Regions from separate parts of the Mus musculus genome. Here region 2 is linked to region 1. Evidence: chromatin loops called from intact Hi-C (ENCODE). Cell type or tissue: heart. All regions are shown on one strand.

Region 1 (8,000 bases):
ACTACCACCTCTTAGTAATGCTGCTTTCAACAAGTCAGATGTGAACATCTGAAGAAGAATGTTAACGATATGTTGACAATCCTCTTACTTGAAACAGCAGTCAACATTGAGTTCTGAGCTGTGGGAACTAGCAAAGGGTTTTGCACTTTACCTATTTTTTTTTTTTTTGAGACAGGGTTTCTCTGTGTAGCTCTGGCTGTTCTGGAACTCACTTTGTAGACCAGGCTGGCCTCGAACTCAGAAATCTGTCTCCCCAGTGCTGGGATTAAAGGCATGAGCCACCACGCCCAGCGCACTTTACCTTTTTTTAAGGTTCCACATTCTTGGTCATTCTAGGTCTTGAGTGTACACCTGGTCTTCCCCTGTCAATGAAGTTGCCAGAAACAGTGAGTATTACCAAGGGTGCATTATCACTAGAGGACATATACTCAGGAGCGCAGCAAAGACCATAATATTTCCTGGGTAGAAATAGGTTGAGACAGTGTAGATAGCATCCTGAAAGCTCAATCAAGGCCTACTGTACATTATTTTTTTTCAAAACAATTTAGAAATATGAACATGGCTTACAGTATGGGAAGTCAATCAAATCAAGTTCCGCATCTGTGGGCCACTATTTTTGTTTTCTTGGTTAGGACCAAACCCAGCAAACAATCCTAATATGAACATTGCGATTTCAGGCCTTCAGCTTTTAACTTCCATACATAAAACCAAATCATAATAATAACCTGCAGAAAGAAAAGTCCCACTCACAAAAACATTAGTAACTAGATGAACATGACCTTTTAAGCCTAAGCACATCAAGTGCGAGTGTTCTGAATAACCAGGCGAGGGAGGGTGTAGGCATAACCAGCAGCCAGGAATGTATTTTGGTCAGGGCTAATTCCTTTCAGTGAAACTACAATCAATGCTGGAGAAAAGAAACTGCCAGTGGCAGTGTGTTCATGATGCACTTTCAAGCCTCGGGTGGAACTAACCTAGCACTAGTAATGAGTTTCCTCTCCTACATGAATTAATAAACTGCAAAGAAGTTGAGAAACCCTTAGAGCAAAGTAATGTTCAAAAACACTAATTCATTGTCAATAGTGGATACATATTAATCATTTAAAAGATATTAGACATTTCATTAAACTCATCAAGATCACATATACACAAGTCTTGTCTCCGTGGTTTTCTAACAACATCATCCTTCTCAGGGGAGGTCTGGACATGTCTTGAGACCCTTTTGAATGTGATCAGGGGAGGTCTGGACATGTCTTGAGACCCATTTTAGTGTGATCATTTGGGGGAAGGTGCTATTGAGAGGTCAGAAATGCCCTTTAATAGCTACAGGGCTCAGGAAGATGCACACAATGGAGAATAATTAAGTCCTGGAGCTGAGGTGGCTCCATGGTCAAAGGCTCTTCCAGAGGACCTGAGTGAGTTCCAGTCTCAGTGCCATGGCAGGCTGCTCCTACCTGCCTGTGACTCGAGCTCCAGGTGACCCAGCAGCCTCTTTCTACTTTAGTGGACTCATGCAGAAGCCTACACACATACCCATAGTTAAAACTAAAATTATTATCTCCTATTATAATTACTCCCTTCTGCCTGGCATTATCAGGACCTGGATATTGTTGGGATTCAGGAGTCACCCCACAAACCACATGAACACCAACCTCAGTCAAACAGGGATGGTTTATTAAACAACACACCGTAGGACTGACTGACACAGCTCAGACTTTGGGAACTATGACCCCAAACATTTCTCAGGGCCAGCTTATAAAGGCTAAAACAACTAAAACCACAATGAGCTCATATGCCAATGTTGGAAGTCACATAACAGTTCTTTAATTTGATAGGTCCTACTGGTGAAGCTTATAGTTGTGGAATTTCTTAAGATTAACAAACGTCATAACCTCGGAACATAACAAGGTATGTGGTCAGCATGACCCTGCTTTGAGTCAAGTTATTTTTCTGTGTTAATGACTGGTACCCATATTACTGCAACAATATGAAATAGCTGGCAGGCATGGAACAAAATGTCTACAGCTATGTTACGGCAGGAGACCTCAACAGACATAACTTACAGGAAAGGACTAGAGAGGGATGTGAGAAAAACCATCTTCTAATTCACTCCATTTTCCATGTTCACAGCAAGGCACACACTTACACACCATCCAGCTAGAATTAACCCTGAACTGCTTGAAAATGTTAAAAATCTAACCTCTGGACAGGTTGAGATCCACAGAAATAAACAGAAGTATAGAGACCTGCCTTATCAAAAAAAGACGACCTCAAACAGGCCACACTAGACTCTGAGATAGTTGACACTGGTTGCAACTCTCTCTCCGTTTCTGCATAACTTCAGCATGCTTAAAGTTTCAAAAAGAAAAGCTTTGTTGTGCATACTAGTCATGCTCACAGTTCTTCGGGCACACACATGCCAACCAAACTTTTGGATAGCAAAGGGGAGATTGGCAGACTTACAGTCCAGAAAGCAGGAGAAAAAGCAACCGTGGTTTTCAGAAGAGATTATTCAAACTAAGGTGTACACATTCAAATTATTTCTCAAGCTTTTTCAGGAAAAGACAAACGAGGTGGAGTTATACTTACAAGTTTCCAGCAGCTTCAGTCCAGTAGCCAGCCCTTAATGCCTGCTGTCATCCGGATCCCAGGCACTATTTTGAAGTTCCTGGTCTCTCGATCTGGAGTAGGGCACAAAAGAAAAAAAAAAAAAAGATGTTAAGAACTTGAGAAGTGGAGACGGGTCAGACTTGTGTTCCCGACACTACTGTGCTACCAATGCCCACCCTGGAGGGTGGCGTTATCCGTCCCCCCCCCCCCCAATCCGGATGAGTTCCAGCGTCTTCAGCCTCGGTGTCTAGAAATGCAGTCGCCCCATCTCCAAACCGGATCCAATCCCCAGGGGTTAGTTAGTGACCCTGTACTGACGAGAGCGCCCTGGGAAGCCGGTTCCTGGGGGAAGCTCGAGTAGCCCCTCCGTTATACTCTCGGACCTACATCTTTCGGGTCTCCCCGGACCAAGGTACCTCAAGACAGTGCGTGTAAAGGCCAAAGGGGTAGTCCTTGTCCCCACAGACAGGCCCTGCGACCCCGCGGCCGCGGTCACACACAGTCGCCCATCCTTACCGAATTCAACCTCCGCGCGGGCTCCCGGCACGAGGCTGCCAGCCTATGAGGAGCTTGCTTACGCCCCCTTACCTCACGCCGCAGCCTCGCGAGACCTTGACTCCTGACCCGCCCTCTGTCTTGGGCCCAGAAACCGGAAGTCCCGCCCTCCGGTAGCTCCGGTTCCGGCTCAATCCGGCTCTGGCTCGCTCCGGCTCCGGCTCCGGCTTTCGACCGCAGCTCTACAGGGAGACCGCTGAGGAGACCCTGAGAACAGCCACAAGTGACTTGCCCAGGCCTTTGATCTCGAACAGCGGCATGCGATCACCCTTGCGCCTAAGACCACAGGCCGATTTTCGCGCTCCGCCCATGTCACCAGCCCGCCTCCATCCGTCGCTTAGACCACGCCTTTTCCTCCGGGCTGTACCACTAGCTCCTTCTTATGGGTGATGCCGTTACCATGGTGCCGAAGCCTGGCTGGGTCACGTCACGTCACGTCCCCTCTTTCGTTAGACTTTCTTATTGGCCTATCAGAGCTTGGCTTGAGAGCAAGCTATGAGCCCGCCTCTCAAAGAGACCTCTTTTCCCCTGCAAGCATATTTTACTGCTTTAAGTCTAAGACACCTCAGAGGTTCCCTAATCACCTACCGTGGCCTTCACCTTGGCCGCCCCTCTCTCGCCAGATCGAGTGTCTCTCTTGAAAAAGGATACCCCAAAGTCCCTCTTGAAAACAGTCCAAATTCTAGATGCTAAATAAATAAATAAATAAAAAGTAAAGTAATGACACTTTTATTTTTTCGTGTTTCTGCCAGTGGTAATTTATGAGCAGAAACCGATGGGAAACAAAACTGCTTGCCCAGTGGTGGGGTTCAGTGGTGGAACTGAAACCTCGCAATTCCTTTTCGTGCCTTTTTTTTTTTTTTTTTTTTTTTTTTGGTTTTTCGAGACAGGGTCTCTCTGTGTAGCCCTGGCTATCCTGGAACTCACTTTGTAGACCAGGCTGGGCCTCGAACTCAGAAATCTGCCTGCCTCTGCCTCCCAAGTGCTGGGATTAAAGGTGTGCGCCACCATGCCCGGCTTTTTCGTGCCCTTTTAATGAGACCTGGGGAGCCAACCCAGTGTTTCTTCCAGCCTCTCACTCAGCAGGCTTTAAATTTTAGACAGGTACGTGGAGGAAGCACACTGCCCTTCTAGTTCTTATGACTTTTTCTAGGCACCAGCTCTCCCTCATACTATGAAGCTCTCTAGACTGCACCACACTTTCATCTCTGCTTTGAAGCCCTCCACCCCTACCCCATACTCCGACATTACTCTTATAATTTGGCTCCCACAGAGACAATGCTAACCCAAAAAACTCTGAATGGGCACACAGGGAGGAAAAAAACCGTTCCATTCGCTCTTTGTTCCTACATTCAAAATCTGTGACTATATTCTGAAAGTACAAGAAGCCTGAAAGAATCTTGAAGTTCTTTGCTTCAAGGACAAGATAAATAAATAAAAAAAGATGTGATAAGAGACTGGATAGGTGGAACCAGTGCTTGGTAAGAGCTGGTGTGTTGATCCAATCGGCAGGAGTAGCTGGGAGCATGAAACCACTGGCCATTTCCATAGTAGTTACTACAGCCCTCACACAATCAAATTCTCAACAAATATTCACTGACAATATCGCCTTTTCATTTGTGTGGAGGGTTACAAGTTTCCCCTCCATCACACAAAGATTAGTTCCATGTGTCAGCAGTCACGATTTTGTGATCACTTTAAAATATGAGTTTCCCTCTCCTCCACTTTCCACCCTTGTGTGGCTTGAAGACAGTGTGTGTATGCACAGGGTAACAATCCTGACCTTAGACGAGCACAGAGTAAAGAACAGGTTTTTGGTGTGTGTGTGTGTGTGTGTGTGTGTTTTGAGACAGGGTTTCTCTGTGTAGCCAGGCTTCAAATTCAGCTATTCACCTGCCTCTGCAGTCCAAGTGCTAGAACTACAGGTGTCTGCCCCCACCTCCAGTTTTTTTTTTATAACTCTAAATATTTTTTTTAAGATTTATGTTACGGGTGGTTGTGAGCCACCATGTGGTTGCTGGGATTTGAACTTCGGACCTTTGGAAGAGCAGTCATGTGCTCTTACCCCCTGAGCCATCTCACCAGCCCCTCACCTCCAGTTTTAAAGAATAGGTTTTAACAAAGCATTTTTATTAAGTTCACCCTGGCCCTGAGACCCCTCATTTATTTCTCAAAATGCCATCCATGTTTTTTGTTTGTTGGTTTGTTAGTTTCTGCCTCACCCTATAAACATGACTGTTTTGAATTTGATAGCATTATTTATCCTTCATCTTTCAGAAATGACTCGAAGCAGCCTACTAAAATGTACACAACATTCTACAAGAGAAGTATTTTAAAGATTTGGACATGGGGATAAATGAGGCGAATAAATAGGCATCCAATTGCAAATCATCAGATTCAAAACAGTACTTGAAGGTGGGAAGTAGATGCGGCTCTACGTTTCTAAAAGGGCTACAGAACAGAAGAAATGAAACTTATTTTAAGGTTTTAGAGTATTCATAAAAGCCGATCAAGATATGGGTTTCATAAAGCATACTTCCAAACACTTGTCCTGAGGGAAACTTGTGATTCCTTGCTGGGGACAAAGAGCTAATCAGACTCCCTGACAGGCAAACAGGTAAGAGTTTGGGGCTATGACTAGGCAATAGATGGTGAGTTTCCAAGATGGCTGGCTTCTTCCTCATCCTCCTGACCAGAGACTAATGACAGGCAGTTTAAAACAAAGGCCCAAGGTGGATCTCTCAGTTCGAGGCCAACCTGGTCTACAAAGTGAGCTCCAGAACAGCCAAGACTACACAGATAGACCCTGTCTGAAAAAAAAAAAAAGCCTGTTGGGCGTTTTTTCTCTTACTAGTAGGGACCCCCTTCCTGTCCAACAAGTCCAAGGCCAAAACGGAACCTGTTTCCCCCAGACATGTGGAGCTCTCAGCCTCCCTTCCCTTTGTTCAAACTGATCAACCTTAAACTGGGGGCAAGACCCATCTCAAAAGACCTTTAAAATGCCCAGCCCTCATTGAGGGCTGGACTTTACCTTCTTGGCTCTCCCCCTCTACTTTGTAGAGGGTCTTTTTCTCTGTGTCCTTTGTGCTCTGTATGTGTGTGTGTGTGTGTGTGTGTGTGTGTGTGTGTATGTGTTTCCTCACCCCAACTAAAAGTCTTTTCTTTACTGCTGATTTTGTCTGCTACTGTCTGCTGTGTCTGAGATTTCTCCCAATGTTACCTGATGCCCTGGAGATTTTCCCTGCCTTTTCACTTCTTAACTGGCTGAGAAAACAAACCCATTCAAGACCTCTAGACTGTAACCCATGAGGATGATGTGAGGTAAGTGGGAAGAAAGTGTCAATCCACTGACCCCTTTCATGTAAACCATTGCTACATTGACAATAAGTGAAATTTAGGAACTGCCTAAACTTTCCACTTCAACTGAGCTCCTGGGTCCTCTGGCGCCTTTAGAGTACTTTTAGGAAAAGCTGGTCTGATCAGCTGCATCTGCTTCCTTAAAGTTCCAGGTTAGTCAATGCCATTTTGAAAGAGTGATTCCATTTTGCTAGGGCATGGCTCTTTGGGCTTCATGTAGATTCTAAATCCAAAACAATGTCCTTCTATAATCCTTGCATAGCACACCTGAGCAACAGTGGAAACAGATGCACCTGCAGGACAGACGGGCAGTTAAGTCTTGCTTTTAATAGATGAAATTCATGATAACATCTCCATGCCCAAGGTGAGACACAGCTCATTGAATAAGTTGTCCTTTAAATTCCTGTCTTAAAGCCGAACATGGTGGCATACACCTTGAATCCCAGCACTTGGGTGGCCAGCCTAGTCTACATAGTAAGTTCGAGGATAGCCAGGGCTACATAGAGACCTCGCTTTAAAAAAACAAAACAAACAAACAAAAATCCTGCCTTAGAAAAGTTGGCAGAATTTCATTTACTTAATGGTTTCTCTGAATTAATTTTTATTCACAAGCAGTAGTGATTAACTTTCTCTGACTAACAAAAAATGTTAACCTGTGAAAAATAAAAGACAAAGGTCATCGTGATTACAGCTATTGATTAACTTACAAAATTTGATGAACTTTTAAATATGCTTGTGTATGACTTCCTTACCTTAAAATGAGCCTAGGATCACACTTCAGGCAGGCCCTGTGCCCAGGAGTAATTGACCAACATGAAATGGATTCCATGCTTTTTGGTTTTGTTTGGCTTCACGTTGTTTTCTTTCTTTCTTTCTTTCTTTCTTTCTTTCTTTCTTTCTTTCTTTCTTTCTTTCTTTCTTCCTGCTTTTTGTTTGTTTGTTTTAAATTTCATTTTCTGGTTTTTTTGGAGAGAGAGAGAGAGAGAGAGAGAGAGAGAGAGAGAGAGAAAAGAATCTTGGAGGACTTGGGCAAGAAGAGAATATGATAAAAATATTGTATAATTTCTGTAGATGTTTCTGGAAAGCTAGGCTTGTTCAGATTTTAGGGCACAAAGAGTTGAGATTCTCTTGAGTGTACACTGGAACACATATGAGCATTTGAATGTGGAAATGGAGTGAGTATAAATATCAGGAACAATGGGAGAGAGGAAGGGGCTTTTAAGACAGTTGGTCTCCAGTGTGCACACACTAATGCAAATAATCATGGGCTTTTGAATCGCTGGTATGTGTATGCTCATGGCTCCGATAACCAGGAAATTACTTTTTCACATTACCAATGTTAGTTAAAAGACAAATGAACTTATGTTAGTAGTAATTGCAGGACTGACACACATACAAACTGACAGGGATGGTAGCAGCATGCACAGGGCCTGCACAGGTTGAAGCCAGTTTATTTTAATAGAGCCTCACTGGATATA
Region 2 (8,000 bases), 340 kb after region 1:
AATCAAAGTTTAAATAGAGGGCCCAGGATATGCACATCTAAGCAGCCCTGGTCTAAGTCAGTTTTTGTTCACTCACCGTAGTCTGGATTCCAGTCTTGTCCTGTAAGATGGTCTGATAAACTTGCTAGAACAACGTGAAATCTCTTTCTGGGAAAAATTTACCCCAATGGCTGACTCTATTTGTTTCTCCTAGCTTAAGATGTCTGGGGAAATTTCCATTTTTTTTTTTTTTTGGCCCATTACTTTAACAGTCTGATAGTCCAACTGAGAGACACAAGGGTCTCTTCAAAATATTTTCATTTCTGCCAGGCCAGTTACAGTCTCAATGTGTCGTTCTGACTGGCCTGGAATTTGCTAGGTAGGCTAACCTCCAACTCACAGAGATCTACATCCTTTTTGCCTTCGCCTCCGGAGTCCTGGGATCTAAAGGTATGTGTCAGCACACCTGGCTGTGTTGGGACTCTTGGTGCTCAGATGGTGGAAGGATCCAAGCAGACTCCAGCTCCTTCCCCTTCTCATTTCCCTGTAAGTTTCCCTGTCTTTCTGTACTGCCTTAGAATTCCCTCTAGATTAGTTCTTGATAAGATTTTTTTCCCTTCTGAAACCCTTCAAGCCAGTCCTCCAGGGCCTTGGGACTCTCTGATCTGCCAAACTACCACTGGAATGGTCTCTTAGGCTCAGCTTACAGTGTTCTAGGGCTTTTCAAAGGTGCAAGCACCACCTTTGGTCAGATTCCCCACAGTAATGGTTCCATTTTCAAGTACCAATTTTCTGTATTTGTTATATTTCTCACTGCTGTGAGCAAAGGACAGCAGCAACTTAAGGGAGGGATTGCTTTGACTCACTTCTTTTTTTTTTTATGGTACGCAGCTTCAACTTTACCAGGATACTGGGGATCAAAGCCAACTCCTTGGGCATGCTAGGCATGCCATTGCTGACTTATTTCCCTCTCCAGCCCCACGTTTTAAAAGTGTTTAATTAATAACTTGTTCACATTTTCTAATTGGTTATTTACTACCAGTTGGTGTTTGCTTTGACATACTTTTCTCAAAAACTTTTATCTTGAGTTTTTTTCCTATTTATCTATTATTTTAATTGCACTTGGAGTGGATTCAATTTCCCTTGCTACATGTCTGTGTGTCTTTCTTAATATTACCTCTATCCTAATACTTTGGAATTTCTCTGAGAGAAATTCTCACCTCCATGAGAGTATGTCTGTGAGATATAGACCACACAAGCAGTGTTAATGGCATACTGAAGATGACTTTGTAAGTAGCTCAATTCTGTTAGTAAGGGTTTATCTCTCGACAGGCATCAACTGCTGCAATGAAGTTTTTCATATCCATTATCAAGTGTGTGTGTGGGGGGTGAGTATCAGGCAAGTTATCTGTTGCTGTGTGCTGTGTAACAAACTTCATTGAAACTTTGTATCTTCAGTCAAAAATGACTCTCGAGATGATGATTATGGTGGTGGTGGTGATTATTATTATTATTATTATTATTATTATTATTATTATTATTCCTGATTCTGTTGGTTGACCAGGATTGGCTACACGGTTATATTGTTCCACACAGCGCAGGAAGCCATTCAATTAAAGTAGAACTCAAGGTAAGATGGAATGGCCAACATGAGTCTCATTCTTCCAAGTCTTTCTCCATGTGGCTGTTCTCATTTAACATCCTGCCTAGGCTTCTTCACACAAATAACCATAAGCTCTTAAGAGGAAAGGCTACAACAGGGCATGGCCCAGTGCATAAACATTTACGAAGCATTTGCTGCATCTCGTTTGCTCAGGGTATCATTAGTGAAGCAAGCCACATGGTCAAGCCCCAGACTCAATGTGGGAGGGATTAAATACAGGTTATCAGTTGATGGGTCATTTATTGAAGGCCACCAATGTAAAAATTTCTCACAAAGCTAGTTCCTGTCCCTAGCCACACATGGATTCTGCCAGTATTTATTATTCCGTAGGAGCTAATCCCTGGTCCATGTTTTACTTCCACTCGAGATTTGTCTAGGGCCTAGGTAGCTTTTCATCTTGATTAACAATTTGCAATTTTGATTCTGCGTCTCTTTGGTTCTACCTCTCTCATTTATATTATATCTGAAATTTTCGATTTGAAGCAGAACAAGGAAGAGTGTCACAAAATAATGATTGAAAAATGTCATCTTTGCTGGAAATCTGGGTCAGCATCAAGTACATTTTCTTCAGCAATTTTTCTTAAGCATTCGACCAGTTTGCTCTAACTCTTACTGACAATGCCAGTATTCTGGCTAAATCTCTTCCCTACCTCTTTCTTGTATAATTGCACAAAAATATCTTTTGAACAGTCAGCATCTGCCTCTGTATCTTTATTCACTTTTTTTTTCTTGAAAGGATCTTGTTCTCAACTTTTATGGACACCCCCTACTTCTTGTTTCATAAATGTTGGTAGATAGAAATACTTTTTTCTCTGAAGCTCCCAGCCTTTTCCCACATATTTCCCTTAGCAATTCCTTTTCTCATAGACAGTTCCATATGCTTCAGTTTCATTTTGGTTTGGAAATAGTACTCTTGCCAAGTTTTCTCTTTGTGTACTTTGCATATAGATAGCCAGCCAGCTTTCACTACATGTGTGAGGTGCCTCCCACTCTAAAATTATCCAAGGAAGCTTATTTACATATGAATTTGCAAAGAACTAAATTTCAAGGGAAGATGCTGACTACTTTATTTGACATCTTTTCTTTTTAGACTATTTGATAGTACAACTGGCATTGGCTGCCTTCATACCTTATCATCAGAATATCCAGCACAGCAATATTTTAGTCAAATTCTAGTGGCTTCCAAGAACGTTCTCTAAAGCAGTGTTTCTTAACCTTCCTAATGCTGTGGTGTGATGACCCACAACCATAAAATTATTTTCTTTGCTACTTCATAACTGTAATTTTGCTACTATTATGAATCGTCATGTAAATACCTCCTATACAGGATACCTCAAAGGGGTCCTGACACACTGGTTGAGAGTCTTTGAAGGCATGCTTTGTGGTCGTTCAGGCAGAATACTACAGTTCAAATCTGCTACAACTTTTTTGTTTTGTTTTGTTTTTCCAGACAGGTTCTCTGTGTAGCCCTGGCTGCCCTGGAACTCATTCTGTAGACCAGGCTGGCCTCGAACTCAAAAATCTGCCTGCCTCTGCCTCCCAAGTGCTGGGATTAAAGGCGTGCGCCACCACACCTGGCACAACTTTTTGTTTTGTTTTAGAAAATACCCTTAACTTTACCACAAGCTTCAAGTGGATGCCAGTCATGGTGATGGTGTTGTTGCTTAGAAAACAATTTATTCTAGAAAATGCAGGAATGGCCATGCTGGGGAATCTGCAGGTACCAACTATAAAGAGCAGGTGACTATTACAACAATCGAGAGATTCTGTCTTCTTGGCCAAGCACAATCTGGCTCCAGACCGCAAGACAGTTTTGGCTGAGGACTGCAGCAGCTTGAGCGGGAGCGTTTCAGGTTATACCTAAGATTCCCTGACACCCCCCCCCCCCCATAGAGTTGTAAGACAAAAACAAAATCTGAACTTTTAAAAGGAAAGTCCTCAGTCTTTAGGACACGCACAGATATGTAGATCTAAGATTCAAAGTTCAGAGTTTAGTTTTGACTTGCTGTGATTTTTCTTTATTTTTGTACTTTTATGCATCACATTTAGCAATCCTGCCAGAATAACAAGAATGGATGTGGTTGGTTTGGCTGTGGTACCATACTGACTAGAAACGCCCTGGCCTTGATTTCCCCGCCCCCTACCCTGCCCTTCCTCTTATCCCCGCCCTCCCCGCATTCCCGCTCCTCCCCCCAGCCCCCGGCCCGGCCCGGCCCCGCCTGGTCTCTCTAACCGGAAGGAGGCGGGGAGAGACCGGGCTTCCTGAAAAGAGACGCAGTAACTAAGCAACCAGGGCACTTACGCCCGGGACCTTCCGCAGCTCTTAGGAGACGTGCTCCTGCGCTCGCTGACGCTACAATCCCGCGCTAGAGACTTGGGCCCGACTGGGCGTCTCTCTTCTACGTAATTCAGAACCTCTGTGTGATTGGTTATCATGGGGGCGCGGCGCTCGGATCGCGGACGCTTCTGATTGGTGCTTTGGAGCAGCGGGGCGGGATTCTGTTAACTGCCGCGGGAGGTCCGGACAGTGGCGGCCATGGGACTGGAGGGTAAGTACGCGTCTTGGCTGTCCTTTCTAACGTTCTCGGTCTCTCTGGATGGGGTTGTGCCGTTCTCACAGGACCGTGGCAGGCTGTGGAGGAGGTGAAGCCTACTCTATCTGAGGCCCGGAAGTCGGGTCCGTGGGTCTCCGTAATCAAATGGGGATTGAGGGTGCCTTGAGGGTTGGAACTGGTTCTTAGACTGAGTTTAGTAGAGCGAGTGACTGGAATCTTAGGACGTTTTTCCGAGTCCCTTTGGGTCTGGCCGGATCTTGTCTCATCCTGGGGTGCTGGCTGGTGGACCCGGGCTGATCCTCTTTGGCTCTAGTACACCCGAGCTGCCTCTCAGGGAGTGCGTGTGCACTGCCTTGGGACTGGATTAAAGTATACTTCTCTTGATTTCTCAGCCCTGTCCGAGCCCCCTCTAAGGATCCTCAGAAGCTTCTACTAATAAGGGAGTTCCCTGGGCACGATTGAGAATTTTGAGGACTTCTTGACTTTGTCATTTACATGGCTTGGGTAGGGAAGTTGTACAGATCGCTTAGCATGTAGGGCTGGAGAGAGAATTGACCAGATTTTACAGCCTCTATTCACTTATAGAAGCCAAGATTCAGTGAGTATTTTCACATACTTTCATTTGGTTCATTATTTCTGTTCTTATCATTCACTTCTTAAAACGGGATAGGACTAAAGGACCAGGTTTAGATGACACATGACAGTAGCACAGCATTAGCCACTTGAGGCTTTGCTTTCCCCTTTTGCAAACTTCATATTTTCTTGCTTCCATTATTTGTTTACTTACTGGTTGTAAATTTGGTCTTCCCTCCTCTTTTTTTCCAGTTTATGTGTCCGGGTGCCCCCATGTAGCTGTCTTACCCTGCCCTAGAACCCTCAATTCTCTGTCTCCCAAGCACGTGCTCCTTTCTTTCCTGCCTCCTCCCTCTGAATTTCTGAGACGATTTTAAATGTAGGTGAATTTGTGGGAGAAAATGGACACATGTAGTTGCAGGTGAGAGCTGAAACTCAGAGAGTTAGGATAGTAATCCTCCATTGAGTTCTTTGTAGACTTGTAGATCTCAACTAAGGCGGATTTTTGCCAGATCTCTAAAGCTGTGGCATTAAAAGTCTAAGCATCTATAGAACAGAGTATTGAATGAGCACTTCATATGAGCATCACTTTAGGGAACTCCTAAAGGGAACTTTTCTTAGCCTTAGATGTAGGAAAGAGCCCACATGTAAAGCCTGTGTCCTGTTCCATTTCCTTTCAGGGTCTACACTGAAAGGGTGCTCAGGGGAAAGGCTTCCATAATTAAAAGAAGGGTTCTGAAAAGAGAAGGGAGCAGTTTAAGCATAGCTATCCTTGAATAAGGAAGGAGAAGCCAGATTGTCTTCAGCATGAGCTCTAGGGAACACTTGAAGAGGGTGTTCTTAAAAAGAAAGCTCTAGTTCCAGGTACATTTTAAAGGAAACCACAGAGATAATACCAGCAGAGCCTTATGGGATGTACTGGGTCACTAGCTAAGCTGTGCAGCCCTAATCAGCACATTTTCTGTGAAGAACCAGATGGTAAATATTTTAGGCTCTGTGGGTCATCTGATTTCTTTCAAAGCCACAGAAGTAGCCATTCAGAATATAAGTGAATGGGCAAGCCAGGTTCCTGTAAAAATTTGTTCGTAAAAATAGACAATGTGCCAGTATACTTAGATTCACATCCTAGCCTGTTTTAGTATCCTTTTCTGCTTCACAACCCAGAACAAAAGGCAGTGCTATAAAACAGCCTTTTTGCTATTTTTCATGACTCTGGAATCTGCTAGACTTAGCTAGTGGTACTTTTATGAGTCTTTTCAGGGGTTTCTGTAGAAGGCTGCATTTAGCTAGAGGTCTGGCTAGAAATTGGGCGCAGGTAAGAATGTAGAGGTGGCTGGGTCCCTATCTCTCCATGTAGCTTGTAAGCCCTTTTCCTCTCATTGTCTCCCCCATGTCCTTCTAACCTAGTAGCTGTATGATAACTCCAGAAGTAAAAGCCATCGAACCTTTCATAGGCTGAGGTCAAAGATCTGCATGTCCCTTTTACCATGTCCTGTGGCTTACATGGTCCCAGTGCAAGGGAGATTCCTAGGTGCAGTGGTGCACACCTGTAATCCCAGCCCTCAGGAGACTGAGGCCAGGAATATTGAATTCAAGGTCAGCATGAGCTATAAGCTAAAACTTGGCTTTAAAAGTATGTGGGAAGGTATGGTCGCTAATAGCCTGGCACATTGTGTTCTAACTTCTTTAAGCTTTTGGCTTTGCATTTACACTATATAATTGATACCTTGTATAGGTCTGTCAACTAGACTATGGCCACATATAGAAAACTCTTAGTCTGTGTAGTGTTGGATAGATAGTGATTTAATAGGTAAGAAAGCTTAATAAGCTGATAAGAGTGATAAGAGAAGCAGGGAAATGGATGTTTAATTTTTTGAAAGAATTGGTTTTGTAGCAAACCATTATGCACTGTGACACAACGTTTAAAAGTGGACCAGTTTCCCAGCTCAGTTAACACATTGCAGAATCTCAGTTCTTTTGTCCTATGGCATCACCCTGCTAAGCAAGTAGATGTTCTCAAATGAATACGTTTATAGTGTGCTTTGCTTTTATTTCTAAGTGAAAAACTTTAAAAATATGCCTTAACATTAAAACTATTTCTAACAGGATTTGAGGTATGAAAGGAGATGCAGTTTTGAGCTGATGTCCTGCTTTTCTCTTTCAGGTGACAGAAGACACATTTCTTAACTGGCTTGCTCTGAGAACTGATGCTTGGACCACCTCAGCATGGCCAATAGAAGAGGAGGTGGGCAAGGCCAGCCTCCTTCAGTGTCGCCTTCCCCGGGTAGCTCTGGAAACCTTTCCGACGATAGGACCTGCACCCATAATATATGCATGGTGTCAGACTTTTTCTACCCAAACATGGGAGGCGTGGAAAGCCACATTTACCAGCTCTCTCAGTGCCTCATTGAGAGAGGGCACAAGGTCATAACTGTCACCCATGCTTATGGAAATCGAAAGGGCGTCCGTTACCTCACCAATGGCCTCAAAGTTTACTATTTGCCTCTGAGAGTCATGTACAACCAATCTACAGCCACGACTCTCTTTCACAGTCTGCCATTGCTCAGGTACATATTTGTTCGGGAGAGAATTACGATAATCCATTCCCACAGTTCTTTCTCTGCCATGGCCCATGATGCTCTCTTCCACGCCAAGACAATGGGGCTTCAGACAGTCTTCACAGACCATTCCCTTTTCGGATTTGCTGATGTCAGCTCGGTGCTTACAAACAAGCTTCTAACTGTGTCTCTTTGTGACACAAACCACATCATTTGTGTCTCTTACACTAGTAAGGAGAACACTGTACTCAGAGCAGCACTGAATCCTGAAATAGTGTCCGTCATTCCTAACGCTGTAGATCCTACTGACTTCACTCCAGACCCATTTAGGAGGCATGATAGTGTAATAACTGTTGTTGTTGTCAGCAGACTTGTTTACAGAAAAGGTAATGACATAGTAGCTCAATTTGCATTGACAGCTTGTTTTTTTTTCATTTCTTGTCGGAAACTGTTTAATACTTGTATGTTATGATTACTTGTCTTTTCATTCTGTATGGTGGCTTTAAAATGACGGGTAACTCTTGCAAGGGAAGGTCAGATAATCAGTTTATACATCTAAGAAGAGAAATGGATAGAGTGGCTATAAATGCTGCCCAACCTTTGATGTTGTAATGGTTCCCGAACAAAAGAAAACCATTGACCAGATGTCCTCCAATCAGATCTTTGTAAAAA

What was found. Hi-C counts contacts between places; a loop is a spot of excess contacts. Peaks named below come from ENCODE experiments on the same cell type or tissue, not always from the same donor. Only the 100,000 strongest peaks of a DNase experiment are listed, where the experiment ranks them.
Region 2: a loop joins it to region 1, with 5 times the contacts of the local background. A loop is called at or near these places in 11 of 42 quality-filtered maps.

What each region holds. Positions count from the first base shown.
Region 1 is chrX:164,072,989-164,080,988 of GRCm38, forward strand. It overlaps Siah1b (siah E3 ubiquitin protein ligase 1B), which reads right to left and starts at 3,505. Exons shown (of 4, transcript NM_001308385.1): 1 at 3,199-3,505; 2 at 2,590-2,681; 3 at 302-362. In heart, no CTCF peak of the experiment used is centred here; DNase peaks (open chromatin) are centred at 3,223 and 3,533; H3K4me3 peaks cover 1,797 bases; H3K27ac peaks cover 1,193 bases.
Region 2 is chrX:164,415,650-164,423,649 of GRCm38, forward strand. Piga (phosphatidylinositol glycan anchor biosynthesis, class A) reads left to right here and starts at 4,131. Exons shown (of 6, transcript NM_011081.3): 1 at 4,131-4,191; 2 at 6,935-7,714. The coding sequence starts at 6,997. In heart, no CTCF peak of the experiment used is centred here; a DNase peak (open chromatin) is centred at 4,002; H3K4me3 peaks cover 1,781 bases; H3K27ac peaks cover 982 bases.